Regions from separate parts of the Homo sapiens genome. Here region 1 is linked to region 2. A link is an interaction called in ENCODE POLR2A ChIA-PET data of the cell type or tissue named here. Cell type or tissue: HCT116. All regions are shown on one strand. Links, peaks and the distances in the headings refer to the core of each region. The heading gives the core; the rest is flanking DNA.

Region 1 (5,374 bases), core at 91-5,090, 140 kb before region 2:
TCTATACAAGTGCCTAAGAGTCTTCTTTAACTAACCAAGAAGAAATCATAAAATATCGTTATTTAGAGCTGAATTTTAGAAATTCTCTAAATAATTATTTTCAGATTATAGTCTTAGAAGTACAGAGTTTTGCAGAAGTATCGCAAGAGACATCAAGGGAGAAAAGGATGGACAAGACCAAGGCTCACGCCGTGCTACCACTCCCCCCTCACCCACACACACACATATACACACACACATATATACACACATGCACACATACACACACATATACAAACATACACACACATACACACATATATACACATACACACATGCACACATACACACACATATACAAACATACACACACATACACACATATATACACATACACACACACATATATACACATGTACACAAGCACACACATATACATATACACACATATACATACACACATATACACATACACACACATATACACACATATAAACATACATATATACACACACACTTATACACACATATATGCACACACATGCACACACACATATATACACATGTACACATGCACACACATATACATACATATACACATGTACACACGCACACACACATATATATATACACAAACATACACACATATACACATGCACACACACACACTCTTCCAAGAAAGCAACTCTTCTGTTACTAGGCTCCTGGCCTATAATATCTATATACATGGTTCCACTGCTGTAAACAATAGCAGGAAAGTTCAGACGCCATTGTCGTCATACTCCCCTCATTGTTCTGTCAAGATAAAAAAGGGCCAAATGAGTTAAGTGATTTAATCGAGGCATTGTTTTTTCTTGTCCCCGGTCAAGTGACTTCTCCACTCATCTTACTCTCTTCTTTTTTGTTTATAAAAAACTGTATGGCCTTTAAGGAGTTTTTTTTAATTTGTAATTATTTTAATTTTAACGTTTAAATATTTAATATATAATTATCACTGTAAATGAAGACAATTTTAGTTTTATGACATAACTGAAAACTCTGTCATTTTGTCACTTTACCTGAGCACCTAAAACTAGTAATATGAACTATGGTAAAAAAACAAAAACAGTACATATCCGAATGTTGGTCTCACCAAAATTACAATGTATTTCTCCAATTTTATATACAGATCAAAGAACTGTAAAATTCAGGACAAAGAAAAATGATATGCAAAAATAGCAGGGTTTTATCCTACTTTTCAAAAGAATTTTTCATGCTTCCTCAGCCATTCTGTTATCTGTATGCTCCTCAAGTCAGTCAATAAAATGTATTTGACAGTCCTGAAGAAGACTGAGTATTCAAAAAGTATTTAGAGTATGCCCAAGACTTAAGAAGGCTTTTTTGGAGCTATTAGGAATAGCACCAACAGGGTTAGAAATCCCACTATTATATCCAGAAGGATAGGTTTAGCTTATATAAATAAAGTTAAAACTTGGTTTTACCTCACAATTTAGTGCAAAATACTTGCAGTATGGAGCAGAGATGATTCTGAAGCTCCCCAAGGAGCTGATTAGGACCTCGGGGCTGTCATTTTAGCCAAGATTCTACTGTGACTTTAGACAAACTATTCTATTCTGCTTTCTTCATTCAGAGGACAATACTCACTGGCCTCATAAGATTTCTGTGAACAAAAACTATATAAATGATAGTATAAGTATTTATCAAATCAGATGCAAAGAGGCCTATTTACTATGAAATTTCATTCATGGCCACTATAATGACACATATATTCCTTGGTGGTTATGACCAAATAAATAAATAGACTGTTTAAGAAAAAAAAAAAAAAAGAACAAGAAAAAAGCATACAGATTCTACATTGGAGAATGAATTTTCCAGAAAAAGCAGTATGTATATACAGACAAGTATGTATATCTATAAATTTATTAACACATTTATACATACATACAAGCTTTATAAACCTTAATCAAGTCATTGGACCTTTTTCAGGCTCCTTTTTAAAAATGAAGTTTATAAAAATCACTCCATTGTTGTAAGGATTAAATGAAACTGGATTAGAAATTTTATACAATGCATTTGACTTGTGGTAAACACACTGCTTTCCTACCCATAACCAAAAATGTAATCTTATATGTTAGTAAAGTTTCAGATCTTACACAAGAGCTTTTTTTCTATGATTACAGTAAGCTTAGCTCCTATAGACATGGTGATATTTGGATACAAATCTTGACTTTAATGTAATTGTATTGCCAGCATGTGTTTTTCCTTAGCACACACTCATAAAAATGGATTGAATGAAAGTCAAGCATAACGATGTACTTGTAGCCAGATCTGCTTCAAGAAAACTGTGTTTGAACAAGCTTCAATTTTTAACACATATCTGTAATATCATGAATAAATGAATCAGATGGCATGAGGAATCTCCTATGAACCAAAGTTAAAGAGGGAATCACCACAGTTTATGATATTTTTAATATTATTATTATTACTATTGGCTTTTAAATAGCAAAGTCTTTCACCTAAAAATCTTTAACTCTTTGTGGTCAATTCCCTGTCTTAACTCCCCTCTAGGTATGGTCTCTCCCATGAGGCAGTGACTTCTTTCTTCCATTGCTAGATTTTGCCACTCTCATTTCTGTGTGTTTACATTATTTTGACACCAATAATCTACATTATTAAAGGCCATTAAATCATAACAGAGAACCTTTAGGGCTGTGTAGAATGGATACATTTAACTGGGAATAATAAAATCATTCATTTGATTTGAACAAATGTTTAAGGTTTAGAATCAATCTGTCATTAAAATCCTATAAGCAGACCACAGTGGAAAATGCTAGTTGAAGCAGGGCGGAAGAGCCTGAAGTCTTACTCGTATGTTCCCAGATCATCCACCTCCTTCACAATCAATATCATCCCCACCACCACCAAAGTTACCCCAAAGAGCTTATAGAGCACTGTTCTAAACCATAGAGCACTATAAGAATGTCCTCTCCATAATCTCTCTGGGAAAATAGGACGACTTATCCTATTGGCAATAAGGAGGATTCTCCATAAAAGATAATTTGTTGGCCGGGCGCGGTGGCTCACGCCTGTAATCCCAGCACTTTGGGAGGCCGAGGCGGGCGGATCACGAGGTCAGGAGATCGAGACCATCCTGGCTAAAACGGTGAAACCCCGTCTCTACTAAAAATACAAAAAATTAGCCGGGCGTAGTGGCGGGCGCCTGTAGTCCCAGCTACTTGGGAGGCTGAGGCAGGAGAATGGCGTGAACCCGGGAGGCGGAGCTTGCAGTGAGCCGAGATCCCGCCACTGCACTCCAGCCTGGGCGACAGAGCCAGACTCCGTCTCAAAAAAAAAAAAAAAAAAAAAAAAAAAAGATAATTTGTTGCTGGACTCACATGAAGTAAGAGAAACCTCCAGGAGCCTCCCAAGCCCCTCAAAGTGAAATGAAAGTGGAGCATTCCATGGTGGGTGAAGAAAAGGGCAGCAGTAATCCAAGGGCAGATGTCCATTCCATATCTGTGGCCAGCAGGCTGAGCCTTGGGCTTGAGGAAATGTAGGAAAGCTGAACACAAGACTGATGCAACTGTGGAATGCAGCAGGGGTCTAAATAATATTTAGCTGAGAAAAAAGAGAAAGAAAGAAGCCATACACATTGTACATTTTGAGAATTTATTTTCTAGAAAAGTCAGAATGTATCATGTCCACTGAATCTCAGCACAATTCCCTCTGGTATGCACAATTCTCTCCCGCCAAAAGCAATATCGATATAAGCTTCCAGGTTTCCCTGGATTAAAATCAACCAACGTTAAGTCTAAAATCAAAGATCAACAAACACACATGGGAAAATAAAACACATTGAAATCAACAGACATGGCAAATTTAGACTTTCAAATTCTTTGGGAATTGAATTTTTAAAGACATAATTTTCAAAAATTGTTTTAAATCACAACAATAAGCAAGATCAAAATTACTAGGGATATTGGTAAAATTATCCCAAAAGGAGTTTAGAAATAAAAAACAAGATGTCAAAAGCTTAACTGATAGATAGAAGAACAGATAGACATAGACATATTAAGATCAGTAGACTGTAGAGTGAAAAAACCTTAGAAATTAATAAGAATGCAAAAAAGTAGAAGATGTAAAAAAGATGTTAAGATACAGGAAGAATAGAATGAGAAAGTCTATACATACCTAATTGAATGAACTGAATCAAGGACTAGAAAGAATGAAAGAGATCAATATTTAAAGTAATTAGCAGAGAACTCTCTGATTCACAAAACACAGTGTTTGCCTATCAAAATGAGTAAAAAGGAAGCTAACACCTAGAGACTATGGAGCATTAAGAATTAAACAGATGAGCTTAAAAGCATAAGAGAGAAAATGCTGACTACCCACATAGGAATGGCAGTTAGATTTACAACTAACTTCTCATTAGGAAAAATTGAAAGCCAGAAGGCAAAGGTTTAAGATCATGAATATGCAAGGAGAAAAAAAAAATTCACTCTAGAATTGTGTACCCTAAAAATTTACATTTTAATAAGAAAGTAATTCTTCGTGATTCTATAAGTCTATGATAAAAAACAAACAACCCAATTTAAAATGAGCAAAAAATGTGAACAGGCAATTCAGAAAAAAGAATATAAAATGATCATGAAGAATACAAAAAGACAGGTGCAGTGGCTCATGTGGGTGCCTGTAATTCCAGCTACTTAGGAGGCTGAGGCAGGAGAATTGCTTGAACCTGGGAGGCAGAGGTTGCAGTGAGCTGAGATTGCACCACTGCACTCCAGCCTGGCTGACAGAGCAAGACCCCATTTCAAAAAAAAAAAAAAATCAAAAACAAAAGATGTTCAACAATTCTTAGTTATCAGGGGAATGCAAATTTGAAAATACACAAGGATTCCCCTATACCCCTATTAGAATGCCCAATCAGAAAAACAGACAATGACATGTGTTGGCAAGAATGGGAAGGCAACTTAAACTCTTACTTATTGCTGCTATAAATATAAATTAGTATAACCACTTTGAAGTACTATTTAGCAGTACTAGCTACTAAAACTAAACATATATATATATATATATACACACACACACATATATGTTTGTGTGTCTTTATACATATATATATAGAGAGAGAGACACACACACATGTTTATAAGAAGAACCAGCAATTCCACTCCCAAATGTATACCCAAATAGAATGAGGGCTGATGTCCTCTAAAACAGAAGTCCCCAACCTTTTTGGCATGAGGGACCAGTTTTATGAAAGACAATTTTTCCACAGACCAGGGTGGGGGGTGTGGTATCAGATGATTCAAACGCATTAACTTTATTGTTCACTTTATGTATATTATGATTACATTGTAATATATAATGACTATACAATTCATCATAA
Region 2 (5,402 bases), core at 329-5,328:
TAATTTTTTTGTATCTTTAGTAGAGACAGGGTTTCACCATGTTGGTCAGGCTGGTCTCGAATGCCTGACCTCAGGTAATCCACCTGCCTTGGCCTTCCAAATTGTTGGGATTACAGGCATGAGCCACTGCGTCTGGCCTTGTTTTGTTTTGATGTTAGATATTTTAATAGTGACAAATATTTTAAATAACATATAAAATATTTTTAAGTTATGTACAAAATAAATACCAGCTACTAGAAACCCATTTCCCATCTCAGGACTAGAATATACCCCCTTCCTGCGTATCTCTCCTCATCCTTTTAAAAAACGATTATGGGGCTGGGCGCACACCTGTAATCCCAGCACTTTGGGAGGCCAAGTTGGGGGATCACCCGAGGTCGGGAGTTGGAGACCAGCCTGACTAACAAGGAGAAACCCTGTCTGTAATAAAAATACAAAAAAAAAAAAAAACTAGCTGGGCATGTTGGCGCATGCCTGTAATCCCAGCTACTGGGGAGGCTGAGGCAGGAGAATTGCTTGAATCTGGGAGGCAGAGGTTGCGGTGAGCCAAGATCATGCCGTTGCACTCCAGCCTGGGCAACAAGAGTGAAACTCTGTCTCAAAAAAAAAAAAAAAAAAAAAAAAAGCAAATATGCTATCTCTTCTGTATATTTCCCTAAGCAACATATTGTTTAGTTTTGCTGGTTTGGGCACATTTTCTGCAATTTGTATTTTCCACTCCCTCATAGTTCTAAGAATTATTCATATTGTTACATGTAACAACAGCACGTTCATTTTCCCTGTGTAAAGTTCATAATGGGAATATGGTATAAATTATTTATTCATTCTGTTGCTAGATACTTGAGTGTTTTCCAGTTTTTGTTATTATCAACAATGCTGCTGTGAATTTTCTTAAAGATATTTCCTGGTGTACACGTTTTAGAGTTTATCTTGGGTCTCCTAAAACTAGTAGTAGAATTGCTAAATTATAAGATACATGCATCTTTATGTTATATTACCATCTTTATAAGGTAATATCAAATTGTTTTCCAAAGTAATTGCACCAACTTCCAGTCCTACCAGTATTGTATGAGCTCCTGTTGACCCATGCCCTCACCACCTGTGATATGACATCTTGATTTTTTTGCCAGTATAGTTTTTGTAAGAGGATATTACATTTCTCTAATAGCTAGTGAAATTAATTATCTCAGCCAGTCATGGTGGCTCACACCTGTAGTCCCAGCACTTTGGGAGGCTGAGGCAGATGGGTTGCTTGAGCTGAGGAGTTTGAAACCAGCCTGGGCAACATAGTAAAAAGCCATCTCTACAAAAAATATTAGAATTAGCCAGGCGTGGTGGCATGCACGTATAGTCCCAGCTACTCAGAGGCTGAGGCGGAAGGATCACTCGACCCTGGGGAGCTGGAGGAGCTGCAAGTGAGTTGTGATTGGGCCGCTGCACTCCAGCCTGGGTGATAGGGCGAGACCCTGTCTTGAAAATAAATGATTTATTCTTAGACACTATATTAGTTTCTCAGGGCTGCCATAACAAATGACCACAAGCTGGGTGGCTTAATAATAACAAAAATTTATTCTCTCACAGTTCTGGAGGCTAGAAATCCAAAATCAAGGTGTTGGCGGGGCTGTGCTTCCTCTGAAGGCTCTCAGAAGAATCCTTGCTTGCATCTCCACCTCTTGCTGGCTCCAGACGCTCCTTGGCTTGTGACTGCATACCTCAGTCTCTGCCTCTGCCTGCAGGTGGCCTTCTCCTCCATGTGTCTCTCCCCGGGATGGCTCTTCTAAGGATGCTTGTCATTGGATTTAGGACCCACCCAAATAATCCAGGATGATCTCAAGATTCTTAATTACATCCGCAGAGACCCTGTTTCCACAAAAGGATTCACAGGTTCTGGGGATTAGGACATGTCCCTATGGTAGTCCCCACTCAACCCACTGCATGTACAATCCCTATTCATATTTCCTCTTCCTGAAATATAGGTTCATGATTTTTTTCCATTTTTCTATCTAATCTCTGCCTGTTTTTCTTTTCTTTTTTTTTTCTTTTTTTGAGATGAAATCTCTATCGCCCAGGAAGGAGTACAGTGGCACGATCTCGGCTCACTGCAATCTCTGCCTCCCAGGTTCAAGTGATTCTCCTGCCTCAACCTCCCCAGTAGCTGGGATTACAGGCACATGCCACCACGCCCAGCTAATTTTTGCATTTTTAGTAGAGACGGGGTTTCACCATGTCGTCCAGGCTGATCTCGAACTCCTGACCTCAGGTGGTCCGCAGTATTCATACAATAATATAGTATTGCTTGAATAATACAGTATTGTATGAATATTCTCCCAGTCTGTATATTTTCACATTTTAATAGAGGTTCTTAATTTTTATGTAATTGAATTTGTTAATCTTTTCTTTCATTTTAAAAACACTTTGTGTTTTACACAGTAAATCCTTCCATAGTCCCAAATACATTATTTTCTTATATTTTCTTCCAAATCATTTGACAATTGGCCTTACAGCTTTACATTTTAATTCATCAAGAAAATGTTTATGTTTATAGTGTGCAGTAAGGATGCAATTTTTCTTTTTTACGTGAGTGGAGATAACCGATGCCCCTCATCCCGCCCTGATGAATGTCTAGAGCAGCTGTGGTTACCTTGTAATAATGTGACTGCAAGCTTGAGAATAAAGGCATGACTTGACATGACTGAGGGATGGGATGCCGTCAACACTGAAGTGACCATTAGCTTTATTACAAAGCACAACTCAACATATATCATTGTATTCCCAGCACTTTGAGAGGCTGAGGCTGGCGGATCACCTGAGGTCAGGAGTTCAAGTCCAACCTGGCCAACATGGTGAAACCCCGTCTCTACTACAAATACAAAAATTAGCTGGGCATGGTGGTGGGTGCCTGTAATACCAGCTACTCAGGAGGCTGAGGCAGGAGAATTGCTTGAACCCAGGAAGTGAAGTTTGCAGTGAGCCAAGATCACAACACTGCACTCCAGCCTCCTGGGTGACAGAGCGACACTCCGTCTCAAAAAAAAAAAAAAAAAAAAAAAAAAAAAAAAAAAAAACCAACTAAAAAGAATAAGCAAATCTAGATCAACCTCCCTACTCTGATAACAGCATGAAATACGTGCTATCCTATAAGCTCTAATACAATTTTGCATACACTGAAGTCTATCTCTAGTCAAGTTTAGCTATAACCACCAGTAACTTAGTGCCATTCAAGCTGTATTTTGTGTTGCATATTTGCCAGATGACATCATTGAATAAATAGAGTGTGGCCAACAAGCCCTCAGGTTTGAAGTCGTTCTCATCCACCAGGTGGATGAATCAGCAGTGCCCGGTGTGGTTAAGGAAACTGGGCACAGTTGCATTGCATGCCTCTTCAATTAATCATGCAAATTAGCCAGTTGGGTGAGACAGTCCACTGAATCCATAATTTCATGTCTGATAAATTGAACATGTACATACAAAGAGAAATCTGAGGTCTCAGAAAACCCAGTTTTACAAAATGCATAGTTCTTTTTTAAACCAGGAAGGAAATAATTGTTCAATGGAACTCAATCCATCACTTCTGGGCCTCATAAATAACACAAGTCTTCCTTTAGAAAAGTCACAATGGGGGAAGAAAACAGGCCCACAAGCTGTATGTGCTGTATTCTCACTGACCAGATTTTGCAAGTCATTTGTTGGCTTAGAAAGTCTCTAGACCTGCTCTGTCCAAAATGGTAGGCGTTAGCCTCATATAACTGTTTAAATTTAAATGAATTAAAATTAAATAAAATTAAAACTTCAGTTCCTCACTTTGCACTAGCCACCTGTCAGGTACTCAGTAGTGCCACCCAGGGCAGCATAGATAGAACATTCCCATCATCACATAGAGTCTTTGGATAGAACTATTCTATACATTTTCTTCCAGTCTATGCACAGGGTTCTAACATTCGTGGTAGTCCTTAATGGTTTACCAAGTGTTTTCTCATCCTCATAACATTATTGGTAGAAAGCCAATAATATTTTATTAATAGCCAATAATAATTTATTCCAAATTTCTTTATCAATTGCTGAGTAGCAGATTCCCTCAAAACATAGCAATTTAAACAACAAACATTTGTTAACTCCCATCATTTCTGATGGTCAGGGGTCTGGGTGTGGTCGGCTGGGTGATGTGGCTCAGGGGCCCTCATGAGGGCACAAGTCAAGATGTCTGCTGGGGCTGCAGTCATCTGAAGGTACAGCTAGGGCTGGGGACCCACTTTCTAGCTCACTCATGTGGCTGTTAGAAGAAGCCTTCCATTCCTCATCACGTGGGCTTCTGGCTTTCCCCAGAGTGAATAACAGGAGAGACTATGAGAGCGAGAGCGAGAGAGAGCCAGGAGAGACCTCGGTGTCTTTTATAGTTGCTGAGGGTTGAATGTGTCCCCCAGAGCTCAGGTGTTGAAAACATGATCCCCAAGGTGGCCGTGTTGGGAGGTGGGGCCTAGGGAGAGGTATTTGGGCATGGCGGCATCACCCTCATGAACAGATTAAGGCTATTATGGAGGGAGTGGGTTCCTTATAAAAACACAAGTTCAATCTCCTCTTGTTCTTTCTCTTGCCTTCTCTCACCCTCTCACCTTCCACCATGGAATGCTGATAAAGAGAAGGCCCTTGCCAGGTGCTGGGCCCTCAGTCTTGGACTTCTCAGCTTCCAAGGGCGTGAGCCAAGCAATTTCTGTTCATTGTAAATTACCCAGTCTGTGCTATTCTATTACAGCAGCACAAAATGGACTAAGACAATAACCTAATCTCAGAAGTGACATCCTGTCCTTTCTGTATTATTCTATTACACAGACCCTGGTGGATAAGAGATGGGGGAGATGACACCAAAGTGTGAGGATCAGGAGTTAGGATCCCTGAGGCTCAGCTTAGCGTCTTCGCTAATCACATTTTAGCTAATCCCCCATTGCCACTTAAGAAGCCAAGTAATTTGCGAAGTTTACACACAGCCCGTAAATGTCAGCCGCAGAACGCTCACCTCAATCCTGACTTTTAGCTCCGTTTCTCTACAGTACTCCACCTTTACCCATCTAGATACCACCCCAACCCCCTTAAACAATTTGGCTTCTAAGAAATCGATGACACAGATGAATAATGTTAACCTGCAAATGTTACAGCTAAGGTTCAAAAGGTCTCAGAAGCTTGATTAATAACAAATGTCCCTCTCCTTTCACTGCTTTTTCAGGACAAAATAATCATAAGACAGTAGGAAAAAAACAGAAAGAGCCTGCTACTGACAAAGATTTTCTCCTGAGCCAAACTTCAGTCGGGCTCTTGCAAGCCCCCCAGGCTGTGACCTTGGTGTCTGTCCTTGTTGCACCTGCACTGACCACTTGCAGCAAGAGTCCTGTGAGTCACTTTAACCAGAA

The links. Peaks named below come from ENCODE experiments on the same cell type or tissue, not always from the same donor. Only the 100,000 strongest peaks of a DNase experiment are listed, where the experiment ranks them.
Region 1: POLR2A ChIA-PET joins it to region 2 with 6 read pairs; 4 of 35 experiments call an interaction of 5 or more read pairs at or near these places.

The regions. Positions count from the first base shown.
Region 1 is chr4:186,872,534-186,877,907 of GRCh38, reverse strand. The region is part of intron 1 of LOC102723906 (a long non-coding RNA gene); the gene reads right to left. Among named protein-coding and RNA genes, the nearest start is that of FAT1, 150 kb to the right of the region's middle. In HCT116, for the core only: no CTCF peak of the experiment used is centred there; no DNase peak of the experiment used is centred there.
Region 2 is chr4:186,733,941-186,739,342 of GRCh38, reverse strand. No RefSeq gene overlaps it. Among named protein-coding and RNA genes, the nearest start is that of FAT1, 13 kb to the right of the region's middle. In HCT116, for the core only: a CTCF peak has its summit at 1,718; DNase peaks (open chromatin) are centred at 1,720 and 3,322; H3K4me3 peaks cover 1,097 bases; H3K27ac peaks cover 3,225 bases.